Regions from separate parts of the Homo sapiens genome. Here all the other regions are linked to region 1. A link is an interaction called in ENCODE POLR2A ChIA-PET data of the cell type or tissue named here. Cell type or tissue: CD4-positive, alpha-beta T cell. All regions are shown on one strand. Each heading gives the region's core, and the rest is flanking DNA. Links, peaks and the distances in the headings are about the cores only.

What was found. Peaks named below come from ENCODE experiments on the same cell type or tissue, not always from the same donor. Only the 100,000 strongest peaks of a DNase experiment are listed, where the experiment ranks them.
Region 2: POLR2A ChIA-PET joins it to region 1 with 34 read pairs; 12 of 35 experiments call an interaction of 5 or more read pairs at or near these places.
Region 3: POLR2A ChIA-PET joins it to region 1 with 13 read pairs; 19 of 35 experiments call an interaction of 5 or more read pairs at or near these places.

What each region holds. Positions count from the first base shown.
Region 1 is chr19:1,191,421-1,199,070 of GRCh38, reverse strand. No RefSeq gene overlaps it. Among named protein-coding and RNA genes, the nearest start is that of STK11, 11 kb to the left of the region's middle. RefSeq lists a silencer at 4,309-4,538. In CD4-positive, alpha-beta T cell, for the core only: CTCF peaks have their summits at 4,181 and 4,381 (motif pointing right); DNase peaks (open chromatin) are centred at 4,440 and 6,620; H3K4me3 peaks cover 687 bases; H3K27ac peaks cover 1,139 bases.
Region 2 is chr19:1,129,047-1,136,696 of GRCh38, reverse strand. The region is part of intron 4 of SBNO2 (strawberry notch homolog 2); the gene reads left to right. Among named protein-coding and RNA genes, the nearest start is that of GPX4, 29 kb to the right of the region's middle. RefSeq lists enhancers at 1,990-2,489, 2,490-2,991, 3,010-3,673, 5,002-5,666. In CD4-positive, alpha-beta T cell, for the core only: no CTCF peak of the experiment used is centred there; DNase peaks (open chromatin) are centred at 2,966, 3,666, 4,376, 4,836 and 3 weaker places; H3K4me3 peaks cover 3,242 bases; H3K27ac peaks cover 3,145 bases.
Region 3 is chr19:1,084,283-1,091,932 of GRCh38, reverse strand. It overlaps ARHGAP45 (Rho GTPase activating protein 45), which reads right to left. Exons shown (of 23, transcript NM_012292.5): 22 at 7,587-7,650; 23 at 5,305-6,273. The coding sequence ends at 5,927. It overlaps POLR2E (RNA polymerase II, I and III subunit E), which reads left to right. Exons shown (of 8, transcript NM_002695.5): 3 at 26-141; 4 at 945-1,025; 5 at 1,788-1,846; 6 at 1,971-2,049; 7 at 2,382-2,461; 8 at 3,213-5,359. The coding sequence ends at 2,447. Among named protein-coding and RNA genes, the nearest start is that of POLR2E, 7.3 kb to the left of the region's middle. RefSeq lists enhancers at 2,878-2,977, 5,544-6,043. In CD4-positive, alpha-beta T cell, for the core only: a CTCF peak has its summit at 3,588; DNase peaks (open chromatin) are centred at 1,772, 3,972 and 4,362; H3K27ac peaks cover 1,177 bases.

The sequences.
Region 1 (7,650 bases), core at 1,786-6,785:
GGTTCAAGCGATTCTCCTGTCTCAGCCTCTCGAGTAGCTGGGATTACAGGTGCCCACCACCATGCCCAGCTAATTTTTGTATTTTTAGTAAAGACGGAGTTTCACCATGTTGCCCAGGCTGGTCTCGAACTCCTGACATCAAGTAATCCACCTACCTTGGCCTCCGAAAAAGCTGGGATTATAGGCATGAGCCACTAAGCCTGGCCTTGAATTCATAAATTTGATGACACTCTGGATATAAAGAGGCAGAGTGAGCCGGGCACGGTGGCTCATGCCTGTAATCCCAGCACTTTGGGAGGCCGAGGAGGGTGGATCACGAGGTCAGGAGATTGAGACCATCCTGGCTAACATGGTGAAACCCCGTCTCTACTAAAAAATGCAAAATTTAGCTGGGCGTGGTGGTGGGCGCCTGTAGTCCCAGCTACTCGGGATGCTGAGGCAGGAGAATGGCGTGAACCTGGGAGGCGGAGCTTGCAGTGAGCCGAGATCGCGCCACCGCACTCCAGCCTGGGCGACAGAGAGAGACTCCATCTCAAAAAAATAAAAATAAAAAAAAAATAAAGTGAAAAAGAGGCAGAGTGACCTCGGGTGGGTAAACCGTGACAAATGGTAATGCTATGGTAATAGGAAAAAGTGATGCTTATGACTATTTATGGTAGTCCTGGGGAAAATGCTTTCTTTGCATTCTCTCATCCTCACCAAACTGCAGGTTCTGTTAAGGGAACTGGCTTATGGGTGGGGGCCCCAAGTTATAGCAGAGAGCCCCAGGTTACAAGTGTGGGCTTAAGTTACAGGTGAGGGCCTCAATTATAGGTTGGAGAGGCCCAGGTTCCTGGCGGGGTGTAGGTTTACAGGTGCGGGACTGGGGTTTCAGGTGAAGTCCGGGCTTACAGTGAGTGCCACAGGTTACAGTTGCAGGGGCCCAGGTTCTAGGTGAGGGTCTGGGTTATAGATGAGAGAGGCCCAGGCTCCAGGTCGGGGGCCGCAGGTTACACATGAGGGCCTCAGGTTCCTGGTAGGAACCCCAGGTTACACTTGCAGAGGCCCAGGTTCTAGGTGAAGGCCTGGGTTACAGATGGGAGAGGCTCAGATACTAGGTGGGGGTCCCTGGTTACAAGTGGAGGGGCCCAGGTTTCAGGTCGGGGCCTGGGTTCTAGGTGGGGAACTGGGTTTTCCTTTTTTTTTTCTTTGAGACGGTATCTTGCTTTGTTGCCCAGGCTGGAGTGCAGTGGCGCAATCTCGGCTCACTGCAAGCTCCACCTCCCGGGTTCACGCCATTCTCCTGCCTCAGCCTCCCGAGTAGCTGGGACTACAGGCGCCCGCCACAACGCCTGGCTAATTTTTTGTATTTTTAGTAGAGACGGGGTTTCACCGTGTTAGCCAGGATGGTCTCGATCTCCTGACCTCGTGATCTGCCCGCCTTGGCCTCCCAAAGTGCTGGGATTACAGGCGTGAGCCACCGCGCCCAGCCGGTAACTGGGTTTTCAGGTGAAGGCAAGGGTTCCAAAGAGGGGGGCACAAGTTCCTGGTGGAGGTTCCAGGCCCCAGGTGGGGGCTGGGTTCCAGGTTCAGAGGTCCCAGGTTCTAGGTGAGGGCCTGGGTTACAGATGGGAGAGGCCCAGGTCCCAGGTGGGGGCTGGGTTCCAGGTTCAGAGGTTCTAGGTGAGGGCCTGGGTTACAGATGGGAGAGGCCCAGGTCCCAGGTGGGGGCTGGGTTCCAGGTTCAGAGGTCCCAAGTTATAGGTGGGGGCTTCTGCCAGCCCCGCCCAGGGCTCAAGCCTCCCTCCATCTCTTCCTCCAGGCTGTCACCTGTCATCTCTCCTACCCACCCATGACTCCCCCCAAACACACAGATCCTGCCCTCCAGCCTGCAGGGCAGGAGCTCTCCTACCATTTCCTCCCCTAGAACCCCTCGCTGACCCCACGTTCCCCCCGGCTCCGATGCCCAGGCCCCCGTTCACCCCCACCCTGCGGAGAAATGCCCGCCAGTCCTCCCTCCTGGCCTCTCTCTGGCCGCAGACCCGTGTCCCAGACCTCCTCCACTAGTGGTCTAAAAGTCGGGGCCTTGGCCGGGCGCGGTGGCTCACGCCTGTAATCCCAGCACTTTGGGAGGCCGAGGCGGGTGGATCATGAGGTCAGGAGATCGAGACCATCCTGGCTAACAAGGTGAAACCCCGTCTCTACTAAAAATACAAAAAATTAGCCGGGCGCGGTGGCGGGCGCCTGTAGTCCCAGCTACTCGGGATGCTGAGGCAGGAGAATGGCGTGAACCTGGGAGGCGGAGCTTGCAGTGAGCCGAGATCGCGCCACCGCACTCCAGCCTGGGCGACAGAGAGAGACTCCATCTCAAAAAAATAAAAATAAAAAAAAAATAAAGTGAAAAAGAGGCAGAGTGACCTCGGGTGGGTAAACCGTGACAAATGGTAATGCTATGGTAATAGGAAAAAGTGATGCTTATGACTATTTATGGTAGTCCTGGGGAAAATGCTTTCTTTGCATTCTCTCATCCTCACCAAACTGCAGGTTCTGTTAAGGGAACTGGCTTATGGGTGGGGGCCCCAAGTTATAGCAGAGAGCCCCAGGTTACAAGTGTGGGCTTAAGTTACAGGTGAGGGCCTCAATTATAGGTTGGAGAGGCCCAGGTTCCTGGCGGGGTGTAGGTTTACAGGTGCGGGACTGGGGTTTCAGGTGAAGTCCGGGCTTACAGTGAGTGCCACAGGTTACAGTTGCAGGGGCCCAGGTTCTAGGTGAGGGTCTGGGTTATAGATGAGAGAGGCCCAGGCTCCAGGTCGGGGGCCGCAGGTTACACATGAGGGCCTCAGGTTCCTGGTAGGAACCCCAGGTTACACTTGCAGAGGCCCAGGTTCTAGGTGAAGGCCTGGGTTACAGATGGGAGAGGCTCAGATACTAGGTGGGGGTCCCTGGTTACAAGTGGAGGGGCCCAGGTTTCAGGTCGGGGCCTGGGTTCTAGGTGGGGAACTGGGTTTTCCTTTTTTTTTTCTTTGAGACGGTATCTTGCTTTGTTGCCCAGGCTGGAGTGCAGTGGCGCAATCTCGGCTCACTGCAAGCTCCACCTCCCGGGTTCACGCCATTCTCCTGCCTCAGCCTCCCGAGTAGCTGGGACTACAGGCGCCCGCCACAACGCCTGGCTAATTTTTTGTATTTTTAGTAGAGACGGGGTTTCACCGTGTTAGCCAGGATGGTCTCGATCTCCTGACCTCGTGATCTGCCCGCCTTGGCCTCCCAAAGTGCTGGGATTACAGGCGTGAGCCACCGCGCCCAGCCGGTAACTGGGTTTTCAGGTGAAGGCAAGGGTTCCAAAGAGGGGGGCACAAGTTCCTGGTGGAGGTTCCAGGCCCCAGGTGGGGGCTGGGTTCCAGGTTCAGAGGTCCCAGGTTCTAGGTGAGGGCCTGGGTTACAGATGGGAGAGGCCCAGGTCCCAGGTGGGGGCTGGGTTCCAGGTTCAGAGGTTCTAGGTGAGGGCCTGGGTTACAGATGGGAGAGGCCCAGGTCCCAGGTGGGGGCTGGGTTCCAGGTTCAGAGGTCCCAAGTTATAGGTGGGGGCTTCTGCCAGCCCCGCCCAGGGCTCAAGCCTCCCTCCATCTCTTCCTCCAGGCTGTCACCTGTCATCTCTCCTACCCACCCATGACTCCCCCCAAACACACAGATCCTGCCCTCCAGCCTGCAGGGCAGGAGCTCTCCTACCATTTCCTCCCCTAGAACCCCTCGCTGACCCCACGTTCCCCCCGGCTCCGATGCCCAGGCCCCCGTTCACCCCCACCCTGCGGAGAAATGCCCGCCAGTCCTCCCTCCTGGCCTCTCTCTGGCCGCAGACCCGTGTCCCAGACCTCCTCCACTAGTGGTCTAAAAGTCGGGGCCTTGGCCGGGCGCGGTGGCTCACGCCTGTAATCCCAGCACTTTGGGAGGCCGAGGCGGGTGGATCATGAGGTCAGGAGATCGAGACCATCCTGGCTAACAAGGTGAAACCCCGTCTCTACTAAAAATACAAAAAATTAGCCGGGCGCGGTGGCGGGCGCCTGTAGTCCCAGCTACTCGGGAGGCTGAGGCAGGAGAATCGCTTGAACCCGGGAGGTAGAGGTTGCAGTGCGCCGAGATGGCGCCACTGCAGTCCGCAGTCCGGCCTGGGCGACAGAGCGAGACTCCGTCTCAAAAAAAAAAAAAAAAAAAAAAAAAAAAAAAAAAAGTCGGGGCCTTGATCGCAACCGCCCCGCTTCACGGACCTAGCTCAGCCCCCCCACGCAATGGAGTGGGGTCGAGCCTCGCACGCACTGGCCCCGCAGCAGCCAGAGGGGTCTTTCCTAGACCCCTGCCAGGTATCCGGTCGCGGATAGAAAAGGGGCCGGCGGTCTGCGCGGACCGCTGTGGCCGCCAGGTGGCGGGCGCGGGCTGCGGCGGAGAGGCCCGCGTCCGGGTTGAGTGCGCGTGCGCGAGGCTGCCCGCTTGGCCGAGCCCCCTCGCCGTGGACCCCGCCCCGCGGTGAGATCCTCCGGGTCCGGAGGCCCCTTCGGGAGCGCAGGGCAAGAGGCAGGAGGAGGGGACGTGTAGGATCCGCTGCAAATAATCCGATAACTGTCCTCGCCACATTCGGCTAAAAAAAAAAAAGTGAAAAATAGGCCGGGCGCGGTGGCTCACGCATGTAATCCCAGAACTTTGGGAAGCTGAGGCGGGTGGATCACCTGAGGTCAGGAGTTCGGGACCGGCCTGGCCAACATGGTGAAACCCCATCTCTACTAAAAATACAAAAATTAGCCGGGCGTGGTGGCGGGCACCTGTAATCCCAGCTAGTTGGGAGGCTGAGGCGGGAGAATCGCTTGAACCTGGAAGGCGGTGGTTGCAGTGAGCCGAGATCATGCTACTGCACTCCAGCCTGGGCAACAGAGCAAGACTCCGCCTCAAAAAAAAAAAAAAAAAGTAAAAAATAATAGGCCGGGCGCGGTGGCTCACGTCTGTAATCACAGCACTTTGGGAGGGGGGCAGATCACGGGGTCAGGAGATCGAGACCATCCTGGCTAACACGGTGAAACCCTGTCTCTATTAAAAATACAAAAAATTAGCCGGGCGTGGTGGCGGGCGCCTGTAGTCCAAGCTACTCGGGAGGCTGAGGCAGGAGAATCGCTTGAACCCGGGAGGTAGAGGTTGCAGTGAGCCGAGATCGCACCACTGCTCTCCAGCCTGGGGACAGAGCGAGACTCCCAAAGTGCTGGGAATACAGGCGTGAGCCACTGTGCCCTGCCATAAAATATATTTTAGAATTCTCATAAAATATATGTAACATGACATTTATTCCCTTTTTTTTTTTTGAAACGGAGTCTTGCTCTGTTGCCCAGGCTAGAGAGCAGTGGCACGATCTCGGCTCACTGCAACCTCTGTCTCCCGGTTCAAGGGATTCTCCTGCCTCAGCCTCCCGAGTAGCTGGGACTACAGGCGCCCATCACCATGCCCAGCTAATTTTTATATTTTTATTAGAGACGTGTTTTCACCGTATTGGCCAGGCTAGTCTTGAACTCCTGACCTTGTGATCCACCTGCCTCGGCCTCCCAAAGTGCTGGGATTACAGGCGTGAGCCACCGTGCTCGGCCTTTTTTTTTTTTTTTTTTTTGAGACAGGGTCTTGCTGTCTCACCCAAGCTGGATTACAGGTGGGGGACTGGGGTTTCAGGTGGAAGCCAGGTTTACATGTGAGTGCCACAGTTTCCACAGAGCCCTAGGTTCCAGATGAGGGCCTGGGTTACAGATCACAGAGGCCCAGGTTCTAGGTGGGGGCCTGGGTTACAGGTTGGGGAGGCCCAGGTTCCAGGTGGGGGACTGGGTTCCAGGTGGGGGACTGGGGTTTCAGGTGAAGGCTGGGGCTACAGGTAAGTTCTAAAGTTCCAGGTGGAGGGGCTGACAGTGTAGGTGAGGGCCTGGGTTCCAGGTGGGGGACTGGGGTTTCAGGTGAAGCCTGGGCTTACAGGTAAGTTCTACAAGTTCCAGGTGGAGGGGCTGACAGTGTAGGTGAGGGCCTGGGTTCCAGACGGGAGAGGCCTGGGTTCCAGGTGCAATCGTAGCTCACTGCAGCCTCAGACTCCATGGCTCAAACAGTCCTCCCACCTCAGCCTCACAAGTAGCTGGGAGTACAGGTGCATGCCACCAGGCCTGGTTAATTTTTTTAACATTTCTTTTGTAGAGACAGGGTCTCGCTATGTTGAACTCCTGGGCTAAGTTGATCCTTCTGAGTCAGTTGAGGACAGGAGTTTGAAACCAGCCTGGGCAACATAGTAATAACCCATCTTGACAAAAACAGCAGTTAACCATGCCTAGCTAATTTTTTTGTATTTTTTGTAGAGATGGGGTCTTGCTATGTTAGTCAGGCTGGTCTCAAACTCCTGACCTCAAGTGATCCGCCCGCCTTGGCCTCCCAGCGTGCTGGGGTTGCAGGCATCCGCCCCTGCGCCCGGCCTCCACGCCCAGCCCCCGTACCCCGCCTCCGTTTAACTTCTTGTGGAGCTACCACACTCTTCCCCAGCGGCTGCAGTCTGGGTATGCTTTTGACTCTTCAGTTTTACGACACGGGAATGCATCACTATTCAAAAACTTAAATTATCACAGAAAAAAATCAGCAAATTCTAGACTGTGGGAAACTTAACAGGAAAAACAACTGGGTTTCATACAAAAGAAAAAAAGAAAAAAAAAAACAAAAACAAACCACAGAAAGAGAGAGGGAGGGCGAACCTGCAGATTAAAAGGCACATAAGAGGCCGGTGAGGTGGCTCAGCCTGTCATCCCAGCACTGTGCAGGGCCAGGAGGGAGGATCACTTGAGGCCAGCAGTTCGAGACCAGCCTGGCCAACATGGCAAAACCCCATCTCTACTAAAAATACAAAAATTAGCCGGGCATACTGGCAGGTACCTGTAATCCCAGCTACTCGTGAGGCTGAGGCAGGAGAATCGCTTGAACCCTGGAGGCAGAGGTTGCAGTGAGCTGAGATCGCACCACTGCACTCCAGCCTGGGTGACAGAGCGAGACTCTGTCTCAAAAAATATATATAAATAAATAAAATAAAATAAATTAAAAGCACACAAGAGGTTTATAAACTGTTCACTAATTGCACGCTTTATTCAGATCCATAACCCAGAAACTATTTTTAAAAATTAGACAATTTGGGCCGGACACAGTAGCTCACACCTGTAATCCCAGCATGTTGGGAGGCTAAGGTGGGTGGATCACTGGATCCCAGGAGTTTGAGACCAGCATGGGGAACACGGCAAAACCTCGTCTCTAGTAAAAATACAAAAAAATTAGCCAGACGTGTCCGGGAGCGGTGGCTCACGCCTGTAGTCCCACAACTTTGGGAGGCCAAGGCGGGCGGATCATGAGGTCAGGAGATCGAGACCATCCTGGCTAACACGGTGAAACCCCGTCTCTACTAAAAGTACAAAAAATTAGCCTCGCAGTGGCGCGCGCCTGTAGTCCCGGCTACTCAGGAGGCTGAGGCAGGAGAATTGCTTGAACCCAGGAGGCAGAGCTTGCAGTGAGCCGAGATCGTGCCACTGCACTCCAGCCTGGGTGACAGAGCAAGACTCTGTCTCAAAAAAAAAAAAAAGAAAAAAGAAAAAAAAAAGACGCATAGGAGAAGCATTTGCTACTATG
Region 2 (7,650 bases), core at 1,322-6,321, 62 kb after region 1:
AGCCCCCACAGTTACTGGCATTGGGCAAAAAAGAGGGAGAGAGATGAGGGAGCGAAGGAGGGAGAGGGAGAGGGGGATTTCTTACAGGAAGTCTTTGGTTCACACCCAGCCAAGGCCAAGAAGAGCCACCTTCTGTCCCCTGGTCTGTGCTGAGGCCACAGCCCCCCCGGGAGGAGGAGCCTCCGCCCAGGGCCTGGGCAGGTGCAGGAGGGGCCGGCAGAGCCGCCCACAGACAGCCTTAGAGAGGGAGACTCAGCAGGAAGCTGTGCGCCAGGGTTCGGCCCTGCCCGGCTGCAGCACCAGAAGACACTGAGGCGGCGGCCCCAGGGCCCATACCAGGCACCTGGCCGGAACCCTGACAGAAGGGAGCCCAGTTTCCTGGGGAGCCGTGCCAGCCTCCCAGGGCTGCTGTGAGGAAGCAGCACACACAGCTTCAAAGGCCAGGACTCTGTCCCCTCCCAGCCCTGGAGCCTGGAAGTCCAAAGTCAAGGTGCGGACAGGGCCGCGCTCCTTCCGGCCCCTCCAGCATCTGGGGGATCCGGGCATCCCCTGGCTGTGGCCGCAGGGCTGGGATCTCTGCTTCTGTGTCCCGTGGCCTCCTCCCCGGGACTGTGTCTCCTTCGAATGAGGACACCAGGCACAGAACACCCGCTCGGCCAGTGCGGCCTTTTTTTTTTTAACCACTCACATCTGCAAGGACCGGATTCCCAAATAAGGCCACACACACAGCTTCCAGGTGCCAGGACATGATCACACCATTTTGGGGACACAGTTCAGCTCTGCACGGGGCACTCTAGTGACCAGGCCTGCTGAGGGGCCCTTCTCCCAGCCACCAAAGACTGGCAGTGTCTAGGAAGTGCCACCTGTGCCCCACGACCACCTGGAAGCCTCTTCTGTCTGCCCCCCAGCCCCCTCCAGGAGGAGCCCCTCCCATCCCCGTAGCCTGTTTCCCTCCCTGTAATGCAGGGCAGGGTTCCTGTGAGGGCTGAGGCAGCGGGCATTCAGCCAGGCTTACACGGAGCCCTCGGTCAGCGTTGCTGCGGGACTGGTCAGTGAGGGGTGCACCCTGGACAGAGGCGGAGGGAGAGACCGGGCCACGGGAGCCCAGGACTGGGCGCGGGGCGCCGGAGGTGGGTGGGGTAGTGCCCAGCAGGTCCCTAGGCGGCGCACCCCTATCCTCAGTCTGACCTGCTCCAGGGACCCTGGGCTGTGCTGTCACATTGGGGCCTGGGGAGCAAGTCGGAGTCTGTGCTTGTTCTTTCTGTTTCGTTGCTTTCCAGGTCTTTTAAAAACTGAGACAAAATTCACATACCACAAAATCCACTTTATTTATTTGAGACAGTATTTTGCTCTGTTGCCCAGGCTGGAGTGCAGTGGTGTGATCATAACTTACTGCAGCTTCCACCTCTCTAGCTCAAGTGATTCTCCTGCCATGGCCTCCTGAGCAGCTGGGACCACAGGTGCCCGCCACCATGCGCAGCTGGTTTTTGTATTTTTTGTGGAGATGGGATCTCACTATGTTGCCCAGGCTGGTCTTGAACTTCCTGGGCTCAAGCTGTTTGCCCACCTCAGCTTCCCAAAGTGCCGGGATGGCAGGTGTGAGCCACTACGCTCGGCCAAATCCACCTTTTTTTTTTTTTTTTTTTTTTTTGAGACAGAGTCTTGCTCTGTTGCCCAGGCTAGAGTGCAGTGGCACGATTTCAGCTCACTGTAACCTCTGCCTCCCGGGTTCAAGCAATTCTCCTGCCTCAGCCTCCCGAGTAGCTGGGATTGCAGGTACCCACCACCACACCTGGCTAATTTTTGTATTTTTAGTAGAGACGGGGTTTCACCATGCTGGCCAGGCTGGTCTTGAACTCCTGACCTCGTGATCCACCCACCTCGGCCTCCCAAAGTGCTGGGATTACAGGCGTAAGCCACCGTGCCGGGCCCAAATCCACACTTTAAAAAAGTATATTCACAGAGTTGTGCAACCACCACCTCTGTCTAGTTCCAGAACATTCCATCATCCCACAGGAAGCCCCGTTCCCATCAGCTGTCACTCCCCAGCCCATCCCCACCCCCTGATAACCTGAATGCTTTTCCTGTCTGTGTGGATTCCTGTTCAGGACAGGACATTTCATAGAAATGGCCTCACACACTGCGTGGCCTTCTGTGTTTGGCGTCTTTCACTGAGTGTGAGGTCCTCAAGGTGCATCCGTGCTGTGGCTTGGGTCAGAGCCTTGCTCCTTTTCATGGCTGGGTCGTGTTCCAGTGTGTGGACGGCCTCACTGTGCTGGCCCTGTTCCTCCGTGGTGACTGCGCTGCAGGAGCCAGGCTGTCATGAGCTGTGGGTCCACCTGGGAGCTGAGGGTCCACCCGGGAGCTGTGGGTCCACCCGTGAGCTGTAGGTCCTGTGAGCTGTGAGTCCACCCGTGAGCTGTGGGTCCAGGTGCCTATGAGCTGTGAGTCCACCCGTGAGCTGTAGGTCCTGTGAGCTGTGGGTCCACCTGTGAGCTGTGAGTCCACCCGTGAGCTGTGAGTCCACCCGTGAGCTGTGAGTCCACCCGTGAGCTGTGGGTCCTATGGGCTGTGGGTCCACCCATGAGCTGTGGGTCCAGGCGCCTATGAGCTGTGGGTCCACCCATGAGCTATGGGTCCTGTGAGCTGTGAGTCCACCCTTGAGCTGTGGGTCCTGTGGGCTGTGGGTCCACTCCTGAGCTGTAGGTTCAGGCTTTTGTGAGCTGTGGGTCCTCCTGATGGCACGTGGGAGTGCAGCTGCTGGGTTGTTACTCCCCATTCGCCTCTTTTGAGGAGCTGCAGGATGGTTCCCAGGCCACTGCCCCGCGTCCTCAGCAGCGCTTGTGGTTGTGGGTTTTTTGCGTGGAGCTGGTGTGGAGCTGTCTCTGGGAGTGGCTGTGATTGGCTGCTGGGTTGAGCGGTGGCTGTGATTGGCTACTGGGTTGAGCGGTGGCTGTGATTGGCTGCTAGGTTGAGCGGTGGCTGTGATTGGCTGCCGGATTGAGCGGCTCCGTGGGTTTCTTCCCCATTGGTTGTTTTCCATTGGCGGGCGGGGTGCCTGGCAGGCGGGCCCCTCGCCCCAGCGGCACGGACCCGTGTTGTCGCCCAGCCTCCAGGAGGTGATGGGTCGTGGCAAGGGGTGTGGGCGACAGTCTGCACCAGCCTCCGCTGCTGCGGTGCCTGGTCGCGGGGCCCCAGTGGGGCTGGCACAGGGCCTCAGGGTCTAGAACAGGGTGAGCCCGAGGGGGCGGAGTGCACAGGGTTTGAGGGCCCCCTGGTCCCACTCTCCCCTCAGAGCCCTGGCGGGAGTCTTACAAGCCCAGAACTGTCCCGAGCCCTCCGGCCCAGCCACGGGCTCCCCTGGCCTCTCGGGGCGGTTTCCTTCTTTCCCAGGGCCCCTGGCCACAGGGCCGGGCCCTTCCTCCCCTCACAGAGGAGGAGCCGTGGCCACCTGCGCGGTCTCGGCCGCGGTCTCGTGGGCAATGCGGCCTCTGCCCCGTCAGTCGCTGAGTACAGGCAGATGGGGCCCGTCCTCTCCACAGCCCGGCCGTCCTCCCACCCCCTCTGGCCCTGGGGCCTCCCCAGCTCCTCCAAGGACACCGAGAATGACCGCCTGTGGCCCAATGTGAGGTCCCATCAGGTGTCTGCCCCGCGGTGTCTAGGCCCCTGTGATGCGCCAGGGTCCTCACAGTGCGGGCAAGAGTGTGGCCGCGGGCGGGCTCGCGGCCCGGGGTTGCCCCAGCAAGTGCATCATTGACACTTGGTTTTCTACCAAAGCGAGAACGTTCTTTTCCCAGGACGCTACCACTTGTTCCTGCCCAGGGGGCCGAGGCCGGGTCTGGCCAGAGCCTGGAGAGGAGGGGCCCAGGCTCAGCTCTCCCTCCGCCAGCCCCAGATCAAGGGAGGCCACGGGGCCCGCTGAACCCCCTGGGCACGGACAGCAGGGAAAGAGCAGGGAGGGGACTTTGCTTCGGCGGCAGGGGCTTCTCGGGGACCTCAGCCTGCAGGGGTGGGGTGGGGAGAGCCCCAGGGGGGCGCAGCAGGGCCTGAGGTGCGCTTGGCATGCGTGGGGTGCTGGGTGAAGGGAGGCGGTCTTGGCCGCAGTTTCCCTGCCTGTGGTTTGGGGGCACCAGGAACAGCAGCTGGTCCCCGTGGAACGGAACCCAGCTCCCTGCAGTCTGGGGAGACCGAGGCCCATGCCCACCTGGGCATTCTGCACGTCCGCCGGGTGCCCCAAAGGGGGCTGGTCCTGCGGCGGGGCACGGGTGGGGTTGCGTGTTGACAGCGCCTGTGGGAGATCCGCCCCGTACAGTAATTCTCCTCGCACTGCCGGTAATTGCCCTGACTTACGGGGCCGGCATCATTTCCTGAAAGTCAGCCCCGGCCTTAGAGGAAGTAGGCGCCGGCGGCGGTGACTAAACCGACATGCAAATGCAGCCGGGCGGAGAGCCGCCCCCGTCCGCCCCGGCCGACCCAATGCTGGGGCTGCTGCCGCGGTCATGAGGGAGCCGCTCCCGGGCAGCGCTTCCTGGGGGACCCCTGGCCCCCCGAGCGCCGGGACCATGTCCCAGCTGCAGCTGTGGCTGCAGTTTGAGGCTCTGAACAAGGTAACACTCCCTTCCCGGGGCGGGCGAGGCCCTCGGGGGCAGGGGTCTGGGAGGTGGGACCCCATTCAGGACGGCCGGGCCCCCTGCCGGAGCAGCCGGCATCTCATCCTAGAGTCCGAGGCCGCCAGGATCTAAAAAAATCCCCACCCCGCCCCGTCCGTCTCTTCTGGCAGTGAGAGGGAATCTGCCGGAAGGTTCCGAGGCAGAGATTTAAGACTTCGGGCTGGGAGCGGCGCCCTGTGCGTAGGCTGGGGGACCCGAGCGGAGTGGGGGGGTCGGGCTCAGCCCTGCCCGGACGGGGGCCCTCAGTGACAGTGGCAGTGGCTGTCGGGAGGGCTGCGTCCCCCTCCTTCTGCCCCTGGGGTAGGACCCAGAGCTGTGGCTTTCCTCTGGAGAAGCCTCAGGTGGAGGGGCTCTGGGTGTCTTATGGGGCTCTTGTAGGGAGCGGAGGCTGGGTGGGCCTGGTCAGGGCTGGCTCTGGTGGCGCAGGCCGGCAAATCCCTGTGGCTCTGTGGCTCCCCATGGGTCCTGGAGCACAGGGCAGCGGCAGCACATCAGGTCTGGAGTCAGTTCTGGAGTCAGGTCTGGAGTTGGCTGCCCAGGGCAGGAGGAGCTGTGTCTGCTGCTTTTGAAGCGGGCAGAGCCAGGTCCTCCCAGCCAGGTCCTCCCAGCTCCCCACCTCAGCCCAGGGCTCCTGAAATGCTACAGAGACAAGAACCACAGCGGGCAGCCCCGGCCCTCCCTGGGGCCCCAGAACTGGGGGCTGGCGGGGAGGGATGCAAGTGTCACCCTTGAGGGGCCTTGGTGCTTGCCCTCACTACAGACTGCAGAGGGGCCCGGTTCCCTGGGGAGGCACTGGGTCCGCTGAGCTGAGGCTGGAGGGTGGGTGGGTCATGTGGTGAAGGATGCAGGAGCCTGGGCCGGCCTGGAGGGGCTGTGGAGGGACACACAGGCGCGGGTGGGACTTAGGCTGTCTCTGAGGTGAGCTGGTGGCTGCTAGGAGTCAAATCCAGATGTGGGCAGAGGACGGAGCCACTGTGGGGGGAGCTGGCCTGGCTCTGTTCAGCTTCCCACATGTGAACAGGGCCAGCCCTGGGAACCCCGTCTCCCTCTGTCCCTAATCGCTGAGGGCACCTGCTAGAAGTGAAGGCTTCGAGGGCTCATGCACCTGGTGGGGTGTCCTGTGCTGGGAAGGACCGGACGGGGAGCAGGGCGGGGCCTCGAGGCTGCGTTCTTGAAGCCTGAAAGCTGCAAGCACTCCCTCATTATTAGACTTTCACTTTTATTTATTTGTTTTTGTGACAGGGACTTGCTCTGTCACCCAGGCTGGTGTGCAGTGGCACGATCTCGGCTCCCTGCAACCTCCACCAACTGGGTTGAAGCAATCCTCCCACCTCAGCCTCCTGAGTAGCTGGGACTGCAGGCACATGCTGCCATGCCCAGCTAATTTTTAAACGTTCTGTAGACATGGAGTCTTGCTGTGTTGCCCAGGCTGGTCTTGAACTCCTGGGCTCAAGTGATTCTTTCACCTTGGCTCTAAAACAGTAGGATTACAGGCATGAGCCACTACGCCCTGCTTGACTTTTAACTTTTTTTTTGAGATAGGGTCTCGCTCTGTCTCCCAGGCTGGCGTGCAGTGGCGCAATTATAGCTCACTGCAGCCTCGACCACCTGGGCTCAACGGATCCTCCTGCCTCAGCCTCCTGAGTAGCAGACGTGAGCTCCCCCCTGCCCGACTTGACTTTAACTTTTCAAACTGTTTTAGAATGACAGAAAAGCTGCAGGGACAGTGCAGAGAGTCCCCGTGCACCCACTCCCGGGCTCCCTGCTGTTCTATCTCCCGTCTGTGGCTGTCACGGCTGATGAACCAACATCCGTACGCCACCGTTAACTCCTGAGGCCCACGCTTTGCTTGGATTGCCTCAGTTTCCCCCATGTCCTTTCCTGCCCAGGACCCCACGTGGTGTTTAGGCGTCTCCTCAGGCCCCTCTGGGCTGTGATGGTTTCTCAGAGGCCCGTGTTTCAGATGCGTTGGGCGGTCCTGGGGCTGGTCGGGTGGTGTGGATGCCCTGGAGTAGTCGGGCTGGTGTTTCCTCAGACTGGGGCAGGAGTTTTGGGTGGAGGACCCTGGGCGGGAGGACCCTGTTGTCCTGTCTTCTTGGGCCAAGGGCACCTGGTGAGGGCGTGGGGCAGGTGTCTCTGCCTGAGGTCCCTTCCCTCTGTCCACGCTGAGCTCCGGGGAAGGACTGGCCGTGTGACCCACGCATTTGGGTTTGGGGAGCTCTCCTCCGCTCTGCCTGCGCTCCCTGCACCACCAAGGCCTGGGCGGTTCTGGGCCCGATAGCAACTCACCCCCGCTCCTGGCTGGGGCCTTGACCAACTCAGGAGCCCCTGACCTTGCCCGGGAAATGCTTCCACGGAGGGTCCGGGCCACAGGTCAGCGTGACCAGGCCCTCTGCAGCCTGGGTGGGCAGTGTCCGGAGGGCCCTCGTGGGCCTCAGTGGGATGAATGCTCCCCAACCCTGCCGATCGGGGCCTCCAGAGGCTCTGGGAGGTGGACTGCTCCTACCCTCCTGGGGTGGGGGGTGCTGCACCCTACCTGGCTCTGGGCCTCAGGCGGGCAGCATGGACACCTCTGTCCCGGGGGTCTCTGTTTGGGGGCAGGTTCCTGAAGGTCCCTAGTGATCAGTGCCCAGGTGCTTGGGTCTGACAGGGTGGGCAGTGGGCAAAGCTGAGCAAGGTGAGGGGGACGGAACCCACAGCTTCCAGGGAGAGACAGCGCCCCCTTGACATGCCTGGTTTTTTTCTTTGTTTGTTTTTCTTGAGATGGAGTCTCCCTGTGTCACCCAGACTGGAGTGCAATGGCACGATCTCAGCCCACTGCAGCCTCTGCCTCCTGAGTTCAAGCAGTTCTCCTGCCCCAGCCTCTCGAGTAGCTAGGATTACAGGCACGCACCACCATGCCCAGCTAATTTTTGTGTTTTTAGTAAAGACAGGGTTTTACCATATTGGTCAGGCTGGTCTTGAACTCCTGACCTCAGGT
Region 3 (7,650 bases), core at 1,322-6,321, 110 kb after region 1:
AGGCCAGCACACTCTCTGTCTGCAGAGGAGCCCAAGGTGGGCATCAAGACCATCAAGGTGTACTGCCAGCGCATGCAGGAGGAGAACATCACACGGGCTCTCATCGTGGTGCAGCAGGGCATGACACCCTCCGCCAAGCAGGTGGGCACCCCTGCCCCACCCCGCCAGCCTCTCCCCCTCCCCAGCCTCCTCCCGCAAGCAGTACCCACAGGCGGCCCACGTGCCTTGGGCTTTGGGCCAGGCCAGCCAGGGTGCCCTGGAGGATGTGGCCGGGATGTCCGGCAAGCCCCGACCGCCTCCCTCCCACCGCGTCCATGGGCCCCACCCCAGGCAGCCGCCGTCCTCCCCCAGCTCTCAGGAGGGGCGTCAGGGCGGAGGGCACTGTGCCTCTCGCCAGCTCCTGTGGGCTCCAGCCCTCGGCCTGGTGCAGATTCCAGGAGCCGGAGGTTCTTTATCCTGAGCTGATGTCCAGGGGGACTTGCAGAGGAGGCCCGGCACGGGGTCCTCCAGGGGCCTATCCGTGTTCCCCGTCTGTCTGTCGGACACTCTGGAGCCAGGCTGCTGTGCTGTGACGGGCAGTCAGCAGAGCAGTTTAGTCCCTGGCCCACCAGCTGTGGGGTTCACGCAGCCACACAGAGCAGCACCCCTGTATGGGGAAGAGGTCGCCCTGCCAGCTCTGAGGGCCGCCCCTGGAAGCGTGTGATGGATGGAAACACATCCGAGTTTCCACGGCCACTTCACTGCTGGATGAGGCTCTCGATGAGCAGAGAGGCTGGGGAGGGGCGGGCTGTTGAAGGCTCCTGGGCTGGCGGTGGGGTTTTCTGATTCACGACGTGGGTGTGTTGTTGGGGCACACGAGTAAGCCCCAGGTAGCTTGAGGCAGGAAATGGGGTTGGGGTTGTCTGGGCCCCTCCGGGCCGTGCCTTAGAGCCGCTCTCTTCCAGTCCCTGGTCGACATGGCCCCCAAGTACATCCTGGAGCAGTTTCTGCAGCAGGAGCTGCTCATCAACATCACGGAGCACGAGGTGGGCGCGCGCCGCGGAATCCCGCCTGCGTGGGGCCGGCAGAGATGCAGCGTTTGTGGGTGGCCAGGAAGATGTGGGATCTGGGGCCCAGGGCAGGTGTTCCTATTAGTGCATGGAGGACAGGGTTCTCAAAGGGTGGCCCTGGGCCTGCAGCAGCCGAACCCGGGAGCTTCCTAGAAATGCAGATCCCGGCCGGGCGCGGTGGCTCACACATGTAATCCCAGCACTTTGGGAGGCCGAGGCGGGCGGATCACGAGGTCAGGAGTTCCAGACCATCCTGGCTAACACGGTGAAACCCCGTCTCTACTAAAAATACAAAAAAATTAGCCAGGCGTGGTGGCGAGCGCCTGTAGTCCCAGCTACTCGGGGAGCCGAGATTGTGCCACTGCACTCCAGCCTGGGAGACAGAGCAAGACTCCATCTCAAAAAAAAAAAAAAAAAAAAAAATGCAGATCCCGGGCCCACCCCAGCCTGTAGAATCGGGACTGCTGGGAGTGTGGAGGGACCCTAGTGCTGGGACAGGAGGAGTCCCAGCAGGAGGTGGCTGTGCCCAGCCCGTCTGCCTCAGAAGCCCCAGGAGCTGTGACTCCGTCCCCCGCCTGTGGAGCCAGGGTGGGGTGGGTGGGCTCCCTGAGTGCCGGGGATCGGGGTGGGGTTCAGGGCTCTTGTCCGTCTGAAGGCGCAGGGGCTGTGGTGGCACCTGGGAGCCACGTGGGGTCTCACCAGCCCTTGGTGATGCCTGGTGGCTTCCTCTCTCGGCAGCTAGTCCCTGAGCACGTCGTCATGACCAAGGAGGAGGTGACAGAGCTGCTGGCCCGATAGTATCCTTTCCAGCCCCACCGGCCCCGCCCCTCCCTGTCCCTCGAGACTTCCGCGTTCCCCCCCCACACACACCCCTGCCCCCCCAACGGCCCTGTCTGGCATTTTCCTGACGGTGCTTCGCAGTAAGCTCCGAGAGAACCAGCTGCCCAGGATCCAGGCGGGGGACCCTGTGGCGCGCTACTTTGGGATAAAGCGTGGGCAGGTGAGCCCTGTGGGGAGAAGGGGCCCTGGGGCTGCTCTGAGCTGACCACTCGGAGAAGGGGGCTTCTGTCCCTCCCCGACAGCCCCTCCCCCTTGATCCAGGGCCTGGAGGGGACCTCGAGACCACACCCCCAATATCCCCCTCTTAAAGCCAGGGCCACTGGGCCCAGAGAAGAGCGTGACCCAGGTTCCCAGGGAGCGGGTCCCACAGCCCAGGGTCAGCCATCTCGGACCCCTGCCGGCCATCCCCAGCCCGTGTGCTGCCCGCCTGCTGTCTGGTGACTGCAGTGAGACCCCTCAAGCATTCGCAGCCCCTGCTCTCTGTCTCTGCAGGTGGTGAAGATCATCCGGCCCAGTGAGACGGCTGGCAGGTACATCACCTACCGGCTGGTGCAGTAGCTACCGCCTGACAGGTGAGACGGCCGAGGGACAGGCACTGAGGTGGGGTCAGAGGCAGGGGTGTCGTCCCCTCCGTCGGTGTGCAGGGCTGTTCTTGCTTTGTCCGGCAGCAAGACCCTCCTAGCACCAGCCCAGCTGGGCCACCAGGCGCTCCCAGGACACCCCCAGACCCCCAGACCCCACCCGACCGTAGGCTGCAGCTCTTGGGGCTGTGCGCCTGGACGGGAGAGTCCTGGTACGCGGGGCGTGCGTCTCTCCGCCGCTGACCCACCTTAGAAGCAGGAGACGTTCACCTGCAGGGCAGTTGTGCGGCGGGACTTTCCAGAAGAGGGTTTAGAAACCTGCCCAGAGACCCCAGAGCTGAGAGAGGAGGCACAGCTTCAGGCCAACCCTTCCCTGAGTGGGCACCTTGGGAGGGACTGGCCGGAGTCTCAGGAGCGGGACAGCCTCTGCCCATGGCGAGAGCCTCCCAGCTTCCCCTGGACTCTGGTCATGGCGAGCTGCTGTCCTGCAGGCCGCCCCACTTCACACTCAGCCCAGGGGTGGGGCTTGGCCTGGTCTGACGCTGGCACGGTTCCTTTGAGGTCAGAGCTACTGCCCACGCCTGTGTGACCGCTGGGCACAAGGGAGCCGTCCGGCCTCTGCACTGCGGCCTGGGCCGCCTCCTGCCAGGCCTCCCGCACCCCGTCACGTTCGGTGGGCGTTGTGCTGTCCTGGGCATACTGGATCTGCCCCTGTCGTGTGACCACTCTCCCCCTTTCCTAGCCCCTAGAGGCGGACACACAGCGACCCCCATCCCTGCAGGACAAACGCCCCTGCCCTGCCAGAATCCGGCCCCCACAGCTCTCACGGCTGCTGCTCCTCTGGACTCCCCAAGGCAGGTGGCCTCCACCCACGTTCTCCCGTCCTGGGGTGAGGCTTCCTGTGGCCCAGCCCGCCCCATTCACCTGTGGATTTGTGCGAGATGCAGCCTCAGAAGGAACAAGGCCCCCAGAGGGAGGTCACCTGGGGGCAGCTGGTGCCGGGTCTTCACCCAGACCACGCTGGGTCCCCTCTGTTGGGGGTTTGGGGTCCGGGTCTCCCACCAGCCACTGCTTCCTCCTGGGCCCTCGGCCTTCCACCCCTCGTCTTCCCTCCCTCGGGGGCCCTGATGCGTGGCGGCCCCCGCCCGGCCTCGGCTCTTTACTCCATTCACAGCCATGCACGCGCTCAAGCCACCAGGGTGCGAGATGCCAGCTCTGGAGTTCTCGGTTGTTGTAGGAGGTTGGGTGTTTTCAAATGGTAAAGATGTTTTGAGCAAATAAATTTGCTTGATACAGAAACCAGGCCGACTAACAAGGTTTCCAGCAGGTGGCCTTGCCTCACCCCAAGCACACGAGGTCAGCCTGGCAGGTGTGCCCTCCTCGCGCTGGCTTCAGGGGTCAGTGTCTCCCCAGGCCCTCGCCCTGCCCTCCCACTTCGTGCTCCTGGGTAAGGCGTGAGCGTGTCTGTCTCTTCCCTTCCCGTGAGGGTGTGGAGTTGTTCTCTGGCTTGTGCAGCTGTGGTTTGCGGCCAGTTCCTCTTACAGACGTTTGGGATCTGGCTCTACTTCCCCGTTTGCTTACTGTCTGATTTCAGAAGGCCTCGCCTGCCCAAGTTTAACCTAGCCACGTGGTTCTCTCACAGTAGCTTTATTAAGATGTAATTCACCCTCGGGCGGTCGGTGGTCTGTAACGCGCCCACTGTTCTGTGCAGCAGGGTCCCCAGATCCCCAGGCCGCGGACTGTGTGTGTGATGGGGACAGTGCTTCCCCTTCTCTCCAAATGTACTTTTTTCAAAATTGTCTTGGCCAAAGCAAGCCAGACCCAAAGGGACAAACACTGATGTCACTCCTAGGAGGTCACTAGAGTCGTCAGAGACTGGAAGTAGGATGGGGGTTCCCGGGACTGGGGAGTTGGGTGGGGATGGGGGTTCCCAGGGCTGGGGAGGAGGGAGGGGACAGAGTGTGTCATGTGCACAGTTTTAGTTTGGGAAGATGAGAAAATTCTGGAGGTGGCCGGGCGCGGTGGCTCACGCCTGTAATCCCAGCACTTTGGGAGGCCGAGGTGGGCGGATCACCTGAGGTCGGGAGTTCGAGACCAGCCTGACCAACATGGCAAAATCCCATCACTGCAAAAAATACAAAAATTACCTGGGCGTGGTGGTGCATGCCTGTAATCCCAGCTACTTGGGAGCTAAGGCAGGAGAATCACTTGAACCCAGGAAGTGGAGGATCGCTTGAGCTCAGGAGTTAAAAGACCAGCCCGGGCAACACAGAGAAACCCCCCACCTCTACAAAAAACTTTAAGATTACCTGGGCACAGTGGCTCACACCTGTAATCCCAACACTTTGGGAGGCTGAGGCGGGAGGATCATTTGAGCCCAGGAGGCCGAGGCTGCAGTGAGCTACGATTGTGCTCCTGTACTCCAGCCTGGGCCACAGGGTCACACCCTGTCTCAAAAAAAAAAAAAAATGCAGTTCCACAGGCGCATGGGCCACGTTTCCAGTGCTTGGTGGCCATGTGGGGCTGACGTGCGAAACCTTAGAGCCGGGGGATACGTCCGTCATCGAGAACGTTTTCCTGGACTGCCCTGGGCTGCAGGTGGACGTGACGAGGTCATTCGATGCCTGACCGTCTGCACAGCCTGTGGTGAAGACCACCCGGGCTCCCACCTCGCGGGGCCCCGTGGCGGGGGGTTCCCTTCCTCACACATCCCTCCCCTAGGGGGAGGCCCAGGGCCACGCCACGGGGCTCTCTCTGTCCCCTCCCTGGCCCCTTCTTCTAAGCTTGCAGCTGCCACAGAAAATCTTCTAAGCTTGCAGCTGCCACAGAAAACACCCGATTAAAAACTTTTTATTTCAGCAAAATAAACGTGCCTGTGAAAGAACCACACGGTGGCTTCCGAGAGACCCCACTGTGTACCTGAGCCCCAGGTGGCCACACCTGGTGTTCTGGAAAAGGGAGTCCAGGGCCAGTATTCAGGCCCTGCTGTACTGCACCCTGGAAACTGCACCAAACCCCAGCTCCGCCCCCATCCACGGCTCCCAGAATGGTTTCTGGAGTCCCTGCAACAGACCTGTGAGGAGAGGGCAGGGCAGGGCCTGCCTCCTGCGTCCCCGTGATGACCTGGGGGATGCACTGGGCAGGGACAGCTTCCTCCATCCACACAGCCCTGTGGGCACCAACAAGGCCACTGTGACTTCACACGACAGCAGTGTTCCCCAGCTCAGCTGAGCCGGGGTGCAGGGGACAGCACAGGGCACAGTCCTGTGCCGCAAGGCCCTCGTGCTCCTGGAAGCCTCTGGGAGGAGGCGCCCGCTGGTGGGACGTCGAAGTCCAGGCGCTCTCGGCAGCGACCCCAGGACGGCGCACCTAAGCTATGCCGTGGTGCAGGGGACGTGCTGGAGGGACAGGAGCAGGCAAGAGAGAAGCCACCTGTGGTCCCAGCCCCACCCCAGCTCACACGAATTCCGGCTGCCTTTCCCTGCAGGAGCCCAGTGTCATCCGCCCGCCACGGAGCCTCATGGGGGGCAGTGGGGCCTGCAGCACGTTGTTGGACTGGTTGGTGTTGAATCCTGAGAGCTGCTGGGCCGGGCCGTCCTCGTCCCCGTCCCCGTCCTCCCGGGCTGTGGCCTCCAGCTGCTCCTCACTGCCGCTGTGGCTGCCAGAAGCCACCTCTAGGCTGGCCTCGCTCTGCTGCTGCTCCAGGAAGCTGAGGTGGCCCAGGGCACTGGCCTCCGATGAGGACAGCAGCTCGGAGGCCTCCTCTAGGTCCGAGTCCGAATCGTTGGACACAACTCGGGATTCTAAGAAAGGGAGACAGATGGCGGGGGGAGACAGACAGGAGAGATGGAGGAGAGACAAGGGGAGGGACAGACAGGAGAGATGGGGAGAGACAGGAGAGGGGGGAGAGAGATGGAGAGACAGGAGAGATGGGGAGAGACAGGAGAGATGGAGGAGAGACAAGGGGAGGGACAGACAGATGGAGAGACATGGCGGGGAGGAGGAGAGAGAGACAAGGGGAGAAACGGAAGGAGAGAGGTGTTGATAGGGTCTGGCTCTGTGTCCCCACCCAAACCTCATCTTGTAGCTCCCATAATTCCCACGTGTTGTGGGAGGGAGCTGGTGGAGGATGGTTGAATCCTGGAGGTGCGTCTTTCCTGGGCTGTTCTCATGATAGTACGTGGGTTTCACAAGATCTGATGGTCTAAAAACTGGAGTTTCCGGACACAAGCTCTCCCTTTGCCTGCCACCATCCATGCAAGATGTGACTTGCTCCTCTTTGCTTTCTGCCATGATTGTGAGGCCTCCCCAGCTACATGGAACTGTAACTCCATTAAACCTCTTTCTTTTGTAAATTGCCCAGTCTCAGGTATTTCTTTTTGAGACAGAGTCTCTCTCTCTTGCCCGGGCTGGAGTGCAGTGCCATGATCTTGGCTCAGTGCAACCTCTGCCTCCCCGGTTCAAGTGATTCTCCTGCTTCAGCCTCCTGAGTAGCTGGGATTACAGGTGCCCTCCACCACACCTGTCTAATTTTTGTATTTTTAGTAGAGATGGGATTTCACCATGTTGGTCAGGCTGGTCTTGAACTCCTAACCTCAAGTGATCTGCCTTGTCCTCCCAAAGTGCGAGGATTACAGGCGTGAGCCACCGTGCCCAGCCTCAGGTATTTATTTATCAGCAGTGTGAAGACAGACAACACAGGTGTCCCATAACTAGATGCGGCACTCGGCCAGCTGCCTCTGACAGGTGGTGCTGGCCCCACGTGGGTCAAACTCCCAGCCCCACGCCCTTCTCTAGAAAAACGGGCTCCTGCAGGAAAGGCACTTAGCCTGACCTGGTGCACCTGGAGCCTCACAAGGCATCAGCCCCACGTTCACGTTACTGGTTTCTGAGTGCGGGGTAGGCACCTCAAAAGGCACTGCCTTGCCTGTTTTTGCAGCCGGTTAAAGGACACTGAATGAGTAGCTCATAGGTGTGGTCTCCGTGGCAGACGAAATCCACAGAATGTGCAGCACCGTGGACCCTGCCACGTGTGTACAACTAGGTCATGGCACCTGCGCCCATGGGTGGCACACGCCAGCCTCCCTTGGGGCCGTTCGGGCAGCCACACACTCACCTCTGCACCCGTCCGCCGCCGCCTCCTGCAGCGGGTAGACCACCGCCTCGCCCGCCTCCAGGTA